Linked DNA regions of Homo sapiens: region 1 is linked to region 2. A link is an interaction called in ENCODE POLR2A ChIA-PET data of the cell type or tissue named here. Cell type or tissue: GM12878. All regions are shown on one strand. Links, peaks and the distances in the headings refer to the core of each region. The heading gives the core; the rest is flanking DNA.

Region 1 (4,290 bases), core at 694-3,193, 190 kb after region 2:
GCCTCACACGTTACCATCCGTAACATCATCTTTAAAGGTAAGACATGTATTCTGAAAGTTACTGACTTCTCAGAAAGACTCTTGAAAAGATTCAATTTCTTCCGACCTTTAAAATGCACAAGCTAATGCAGACACAAGTATAAGGTTGTTGTGTTTTCCAAATGAGATAATTTATGTAAATATGCTCTAGGAAGAACAATGCCCTATATGCATTAAAAAAATTGTATCACACTCTTTGTCATAAAAGATCTCTCTCCATCTACCAAAGATGCTATAAACACGTTATAACAAGGGTTCTTCAGAGCAGAGAGAAAAAAATGAATTTTCTTTTTGCCATTTCGTTTAGAATTTTCTTCAGTTCTGTTAGTGGATATTTTCTTTTCCTTCCTATTCTTTCATTATATTGTATTTTTTTTTTTTTTTTTTTTGAGACGGAGTCTCGCTCTGTCGCCCAGGCTGGAGTGCAGTGGCGGGATCTCGGCTCACTGCAAGCTCCGCCTCCCGGGTTCACGCCATTCTCCTGCCTCAGCCTCCCAAGTAGCTGGGACTACAGGCGCCCGCCACTACGCCCGGCTAATTTTTTGTATTTTTAGTAGAGACGGGGTTTCACCGTTTTAGCCGGGATGGTCTCGATCTCCTGACCTCGTGATCCGCCCGCCTCGGCCTCCCAAAGTGCTGGGATTACAGGCGTGAGCCACCGCGCCCGGCCTATATTGTATTTTTTTGCCTTTTTATTCCCAGAGTAGCAACACATTTCTTTATTACTCCAGAGTTCCTTTAACCCATGTTAACTTTACTTCTGATTCAAATGGAAAAGGAATTTGAAAACCAAATAAAGGATGCACATCCTGGATGTTATTAATGCGCAGCATGCACAAAAGGCAAAAAGCAACAAAACAAAACCCTGTAACAACACACACCATGACTTACCTTCTGGCTCACTCTCTGACCCTGAAAGACTGCCATAGCTACTCATTAGTGAGCATAGGGCTGGTGTCACTTCCTTGGGTATCACAGAATGTTGTGGTTTCTCCTCCTTATCAGACTCTGAAGGGAAAAGAAGTCAGATTCAAAACATCTACCACCATAAAAAAGCTGTCCATCCCCCATTCCCTCATTTGTTAGTGAAAATTAAGTAATTTCTGATCATTTCCTTAATCTTTCCAAAAGACTAATTCTAGGGGGCCAGAAACACTTCCCCTTGGTTTAGACATCTTCATGGGCCAAGAAACCATTTGCCCCAGAGGAGACAGTGAGGGAAAAGGAAGCTATATAGAGCTCAGTTACTTAGCATGCTTCACAGGTTATACAATCTGAGCATACTCTAAATTAACTTAATTACATAGTCTTTGCTGTTCATTTACAGGTAGTAGGAAGACCCAAACTTTATTTAACTTCACTGGATTGGGATCACTGCCTCTGAAAATTAGGTTTAGAAATAAATGAAGTATTAAAATACCTATGCTTTTAACTGTTTTTAAGACTGTTTTTGGGGATCCAAATAATATTCAAAGCATTCTATAGGCTTAGTCAAACAGTAATGCTGGAATTAATCCACCCAAAGTTTTTTTAGAGACAGAGTCTTGCTCTGTCACACAGGCTGAAGTGCAGTGGCATAATCTCGGCTCACCACAACCTCTGCCTGCCAGGCCCAAGCAATTATCTTACCTGAGCCTCCTGAGTAGCTGGGATCACAGGCGTGTGCCACTATGCCCAGCTAATTTTTTGTATTTTTAGTAGAGATGCGGATTCACCATGTTGGCCAGGCTGGTCTCAAACTCCTGGCCTCAAGTTGATCAGCTTGCCTTGGCCTCCCAAAGTGCTGGGATTACAGGTGTGAGCCACTGTGACCAGCCCACTCAAAGTTTTTATTATTTAAAACTTCTAAGAACTTAAATAAACAAGGCAACCATGAGAATTTACCAAGCATAATACTAAAGTGCCTGCCAAATATAAAGTGTTTGATCCAGGCCCAGCAAGCCTAGTTGTAGCCCCAGGACACCACCTATTACATTTCTTTTTGGCAGCTCTAACAATCTAGTAACTCTATTCTAGACAACCAATAAAAATAAGGCCTCACTGAAGACAATAAGTAATTTGTCTATTTAATTAACCAACTCAACCTAAAACCAATATAAAATGTTTCAAGACTAAGCATTTAATGTTCACCAAGTCAGTCTAGGGGAAACCAAAGCATGCCAGTAGGAAATGGGAATATCTTTCTATGTGAATGTTCAACTGCCACCTTCTGCTGGATGGAGCTAAATCCTCTCTCCTCACTACACACCATCACACCTATAAAAGTACTCCTTGTCAATTTTAAGCTAAGTTACCTTTACTCCTTGATTAATAAAGGGAAAGGAAAGTATGAAGTTTATGTGAATTACTAGTAGATTAAGCAGAAATCCACCACAGTGTTAGTATGGAGACTTCCCATTCATTGGCTGAATGATGAAAGAAAAAACTGCAGCATTTATTTCCAAGACTCAAAGAGAGGTAACAAAAAGTACAGTAATAGTTGAATATTATGCTCTTCAAAAGCATGATCTGACCTAATCCTTATGAGGTATGTGATGAGGGATGAAACAAAAATCCAGAGAATTTGAGTAACCTTTCCTTAAGATAACTATAAATCAGTTGGGTCAAATTTAAAGCCTGGCTATCTGACTCCAAATCCAAATTGTTACCAGTGAGCTAGAATGCTTCCCACAGACAAAGTCTTCTTAAAATGAAGCCATCCTATCAAAGTGTCTTTATGGTCCACAATAATGCTAATAATGTCTCCCAGCTATAGCTCCATTTCTTTCCTCCCTTTTATAGTAAAACTCCAAACAGTTATTTGATATGCAATCATACCTTGGAGATATTGTAGATTTGGTTCCAGACCACTGCAATCAAGTGAATATGGCAATAAAGTAAGTCACACAAATTTTCTGGTTTCTCAGGGCATATAAAAGTTATGTTTACACTATACTGTAGCATATGAAGTGTGCAATAGCATTATGTCTTAAAAAATGTACCTTAATTTAAAAATATTTCATTGCTAAAAAATGCTAAAACTCATCTGAGACTTCAGGGGATTGTGATATTTTTGCTGATGGAGGGTACTGTCTTGATGTTGCTGGCTGCTGACTGATCAGGGTTGTGGTCACTAAAGGCTGGGGTGACTGTGGCAGTCTCTCTGCCTTGACTGCTATTCCCTTAGGTATCAGCCTCGCATTTCATTCAGATGTCTTAATGTCACCTTATTAGAGATGCCTTTACTGATCACTTCAGATAAAAGCACATATCCCCTTTTCTGACCACCATTCTCTATTATTTTACTCAGCTTCAATCATCTTGATAATTCTGTTTTTTTGTTTTTGTTTTTGTTTGAGACAGAGTTTCACTCTGCTGCCCAGGCTGGAGTGCAGTGCATTCTACCTCCTGAGTTCAAGCGATTCTCCCCTTAGCCTCCTAAGTAGCTGGAATTACAGGCACGTGCCACCACACCAGGCTAATTTTTGTATTTTTAGTAGAGACGGAGTTTCACCCTGTTGGCCAGGCTGGTCTCGAACTCCTTACCTCAAGTGATCTGCTCACTTTGGCCTTCCAAAGTGCTGGGATTACAGGCATGAGCCACTATGCCCAGCTCCCACATTTTCTATATTACTTTTATAATCAGAAAATAACAGAAAAAAATAAAAACAAAGGGAAATTGACTCTGGAAAACTGTATTCTTCACAATCCAATTCATGAAGCCGAGGGCAAGGCTTTAATGTCCTTTCCCTCCTCCCTTCTTTTTTAAACTTTGTATTTTGAAACAATTTTGGATTTATACAAATGTTGCAAAGATAGTACAGAGTCTCCATATATCCTTCATCCAGCTTCCCTGATGTTACCATCTGACATAACCAAAGTACTTTATGATAGCTAAGAAGTTAACACTGGTACCACACTAGTATTTAAACTATAGACTGTAATGTAATTTCACCAGCTTTTCCACTAACGTCCTTTTTTCTGTTCCAGGATACAATCTGCTATACTACATTGCATTCGGTTGTCATGACTCCTTAATCTTCTTTAAATCTGTGACAGTTTCTCAGTCTTTCCTTGTTTTTCCTGAACTTGATACTTTGAAGATTATTGTCAGGTATTTTTAGAATGTCCCTCAGTTTGGGTCTGTCTGACATTTTTGAAGATTAGACTGAGGCTATGGATTTTGAGAAGGAATACCACAGAGATGTGCCCTTCTCATCACAACCCAGGTCCATAATATCAGTAGGACTTATTACTGGCAATGTTGACCTT
Region 2 (4,290 bases), core at 1,103-3,602:
TTACAAGGGGATAATGGTCTCAGGGAAGCAATAACTGAGAATTTTTGGCTTTCCTTCCTGCCTACCTGCTCTATGCTGCAGCATCACCCAAAGTCGCGGGTACGCATATTGTACTAAACACTTTTTTGTGTGGCTTCCCCAGAGCCCAGTGATTTCTGTTCCTTGGAAACTGATTAGTAGTAACGTCTCCTCGCTGTGATCCTGCCCTGTGGCCTTGAGGGAGTTCTTCCAAAGGTAGAGACTTTGGGTCAAGATGGGCCAATGGCATTCTTTCTCTCTGCTGGGATTTGAACGTGAGAGCAGAACATGTCAGGAAAAACTCTAGATGAAAGAGAAGGTCTCCTTACTTCTGCTGCTGAGAGCCTGGAAACTGCTCTACCCAAACCCAGGGAATATAAGTTATCGGCTTTCCCAAAGCTTGGGGTGGAATGACATTTGCTTAAATTCCATGACACACTGTCTTAGTTCATTTGGGTTGCTACAAAATAATACCTTAGCCTGGATAATTTATAAAGAAAGGAAGTTTATTTGGTTCACAGTTCTACAGGCTTATAAGAAGCATGGTGCCAGCATCCACTTTTGGTGACCTCAGGAAGCTTACAGTCATGAAGGTAGGTGAAAAGGGAGCAGACGTTTCACATGGCGGGAAAGAAACAAAGAGGGAATGGGTGCCATACTCATTTAAACAACCAACTCTTTTTTTTTGAGACAGAGTCTCACTCTGTTGCCCAGGATGGAGTGCAGTGGCACAATCTCAGCTCACTGCAACCTCCGTCTCCTGAGTTCAAGTGATTCTCCTGCCTCAGCCTCCCAAGTAGCTGGGACTGCAGGGATGTGCCACCACGCCCGGCTAATTTTTTTATTTTTAGTAGAGACAGGGTTTTGCCATGTGAGTGAGGCTGGTCTTGGACTCTTGACCTCAGGTGATCCACCCGCCTCGGCCTCCCAAAGTGCTGAGATTATAGGTGTGAGCTACCATGCCTGGCCTTAAACACACTCTTACAGGAACCAGTGGTGCTAGAACTCATTCATTACAGCAAGGACAGCACCAAGCCATTCATGAGGGATCCACCCCCATGACCCAAACACCTCCCACCAGGCCTCACCTCCAACATTGGTGACCAAATTTCAACATGAGACTTGGAGGGGCAAATATCCATCCAAAGTATATCAGCTACTCTATGATCTTTCAGATAAACTCCCTCTCTATGCATTAGCTAGCCAGAACTGACTTTTACTCTTTGGCCAAAAGAACTTTAACAACTACACATCTCTCTAGAAGGAACCCATGGCCTAGAGCATCAAGCAAGGACAACACTAATATAGAGATGAAAATGTTATGAAAACCTTCTGTGTTATGTTCACTGCCCTCTCCCTAACACCTAGCACAGTGCTGAACATAGAATGGACATTCATTACCTATTTATTGGATAAATTGACTACTTATCTTCCCAGTAGAGAGGAGATTATAGAATCTGCCCATTATGGAGCAAGTCTTCTTGTCTTACTAGGAACATGGGTTTGGCTTTGGCTCTGACTCTGCCACTCTGTGTGAGTGAGTCACTTAGCCTCTTTGGACCTCAGTTTCCTCATCTATAAGCTGGGAATCATAAACTCAGCCAACCTTACAGAGATATTGTGAGGCTCAAATGAGGTCATGCTATATGGAAGCACTTGGTAACCTGTAAATTGTTTGCAACTAAAAAGTATTATTATCTTTTCTAGCTGTGGATTCCATTCTGTCTATCTCAGCTTTTTGGCCCGAGAAGTCTTTAGGGCAAAAGTGGATGATAAACTGCTTCTTTCATCATTGTTTTCCTGTTTCCATTCTAACCACTTCTTAAGCCTGGAGTCTGCTTTGGGGACTCTGTTTTATGGATTAAACTCTGTGAAGCCTAAGAACCAAAAGGATTCTTTTTTGTAAAGCCTATGGCATCTTCATTAATCTCATCAGGTACTCAAGATGCCTCCTGATGCATGTTGACTGATGTCCACATATCCCTCTGATAATCAATAGTGTGGAGGCAGCAGCCTGATCCATTCGTATCTTCCTAGGGAGACACATGAACTCATCTTATTGGATGAGGGGTCTATGGAAAGAATGGGAAGCAGAGCACAGGAGAAATAAGTAACGGTCAGTGTTAGTAAGGCTTCCAGGTGCAGCTGTCCTGCCTGAGAGGCCACCAGGTTGGCAAGAAGCTAGTGGATGTCCTGCTACCTGAGTCTTGAAACAGCTTGAACTTTCCCATTTCCTGAACAGCCCAACACTTGCAGAACATTGCTGCATTGTTCTGTGCCCTGAGGTCTCCTGGTGGCGGGCCAACCCTAGGCTGTGCCGGCAAGCACATGGCTGCGATGATTTGTCTGTAGCTAGAGCCATTCACCTAGCTGAATGTGTTGGGACATTATCCCAGGGTGTTACCCACCCGAGGAAACAGGAGAGGGGCTATGGGGGAAGGGGATTACATCAGCATTATTATTGTTATTCACTTATCAGATGGTTATTAATTATACTTCAATTAAAGGCTTGCAGTCTTTACAAGCATGAGCTCATCAGCCCTCACAATGCCCAAAGGAGGTCAAGAACCAGGAGACTGCTGATTTGCTCATGAATGCAGCTGACTTGAGTTTCAGAAATCCTGTGATCTGGTTTTCCCCTCTCTGTCCGGCCACTGGCCACTTCCCCTTCAGGAGCCCTCAATTCCCCCGATGTACAGTGGACAGATACATTATTCACTCGGCTGACTGGCGTCTGCAAAAGTGTCAAGGATCAAATTTTCCTTTCTAAACCCTTCCACGGGTTAAAAAAAAAAAACGAAAAGAAAAAAAAAAAAAAAACAACAACAAAGGAGACATTTAACCAGGCGCTCCAATGCAGCCAGCTCGCCCTCAAGATCAATACACCAGGGAGGTAACTTCATGGGAATCCAAGGAGCAACAGTGGGGTGGTGAATTTTAATGAAGCCTCGTGCAGTTCCAGGTTGGCTTTCTGGCCAAGGGAGGTGGCACCCGGCTTTGGTAATCAGGAAGTTGTTTTGTGGCTGGAGGTCAAAGAACAGAAGGCAGCGTGAAGGAATGATAAATGGTGAGCCAGGAGCAGAGCCTTTCAGAAAGAAGCTGAGAGATGTGAAGGACGGAGGGCCTGCCCCTGCCAGCGCATCCCTGGGGCCCACTCTCCTCCCCAGGCGCCCAAGAGCCACCAAAGGCACTCAGCCAGCCAGGCCACACCCAAAGAACCGGGATCCTTTAAAATAAGAACCGGGATCCTTTAAAATAAGAACCATGAAGAACAACTGCAGAGTGGGGTGTTTCGTTGTGTTGGGGTGTGTGTGTGTGTGTGTGTGTGTGTGTGTGTGTTTCTCTTCTTTCCTTTTTTTTTTTTCTTTTTTATGAGGGGGTGGAATCTGTTGGGAGGCAGGAAAGGTACCAAGTTCCTGAGTGGCCCAGATGCCCCCACCTCCCGCATGGCTACAGAGTTAATAAAACTTGAAGGAAATGGAAAATGGGAGAAGCAGAAACCTGAGGCAAAAAGGGCCTTATCTTCAAAGAGATCGGCGTTTTGGTTACGGAAAAGGTTTTCCAATTAAAAGCCTCCTGAAAGGAGTAAATAAAGAAATCCCCAGTTAGTTATCCTGCACCGAGTTGGGAGGAAAAGTCTTGGTGCTTTATTCTAGAAAGGGTTTGGGCTTTGCTGAGCATTTTGAGTAAAGGGAGTCAGGGCTTTATCCTCCCCACCCCTCCTTCCTCTATCCTTACCCAATGAGGCTTGTAGTGATCTAATCTGAAAGAGATAAAGCCCAATTTCCTCAGCTCTGGAGCTGATAAACAAGCCAAAGACCAGCTCTGTTCACAGGGCAATAATTAAAGCTCTCAGGAATCTAAACAGCAAGGTGGTCAAAAGGACAAGGACAAACTCATATTTCCCAGTGCCATTCTGGGCAGCTGTGAGCACCTTGTGTTGGAATTTAACCTGGTGGAAATAGCATTATTATCACCCATATCTTTTTTTTTTTTTTTTTTGAGATGGAGTTTCGCTCTTATTGCCCAGGATGGAGTGCAATGGTGCGACCTCAGCTCACTGCAACCTCTGCCTCCTGGGTTCAAGCGATTCTCCTGCCTCAGCCTCATGACTAGTTGGGATTACAGGTGCCCACCGCCACCATGCCCGGCTAATTTTTTGGATTTTTAGTAGAGACAGGGTTCACCATGTTGGCCAGGCTGGTCTGGAACTCCTGACCTCAGGTGATCCACCTGCCTTGGCCTCCCAAAGTGCTGGGATTACAGGCGTGA

What was found. ChIA-PET counts read pairs that join two places held together with the same protein. Peaks named below come from ENCODE experiments on the same cell type or tissue, not always from the same donor. Only the 100,000 strongest peaks of a DNase experiment are listed, where the experiment ranks them.
Region 1: POLR2A ChIA-PET joins it to region 2 with 5 read pairs; 2 of 35 experiments call an interaction of 5 or more read pairs at or near these places.

Annotation. Positions count from the first base shown.
Region 1 is chr13:44,948,792-44,953,081 of GRCh38, forward strand. NUFIP1 (nuclear FMR1 interacting protein 1) reads right to left here. Exons shown (of 10, transcript NM_012345.3): 8 at 931-1,047. Among named protein-coding and RNA genes, the nearest start is that of TRE-TTC2-1, 33 kb to the left of the region's middle. In GM12878, for the core only: no CTCF peak of the experiment used is centred there; no DNase peak of the experiment used is centred there.
Region 2 is chr13:44,761,484-44,765,773 of GRCh38, forward strand. No RefSeq gene overlaps it. Among named protein-coding and RNA genes, the nearest start is that of LINC00330, 46 kb to the right of the region's middle. In GM12878, for the core only: no CTCF peak of the experiment used is centred there; a DNase peak (open chromatin) is centred at 2,629.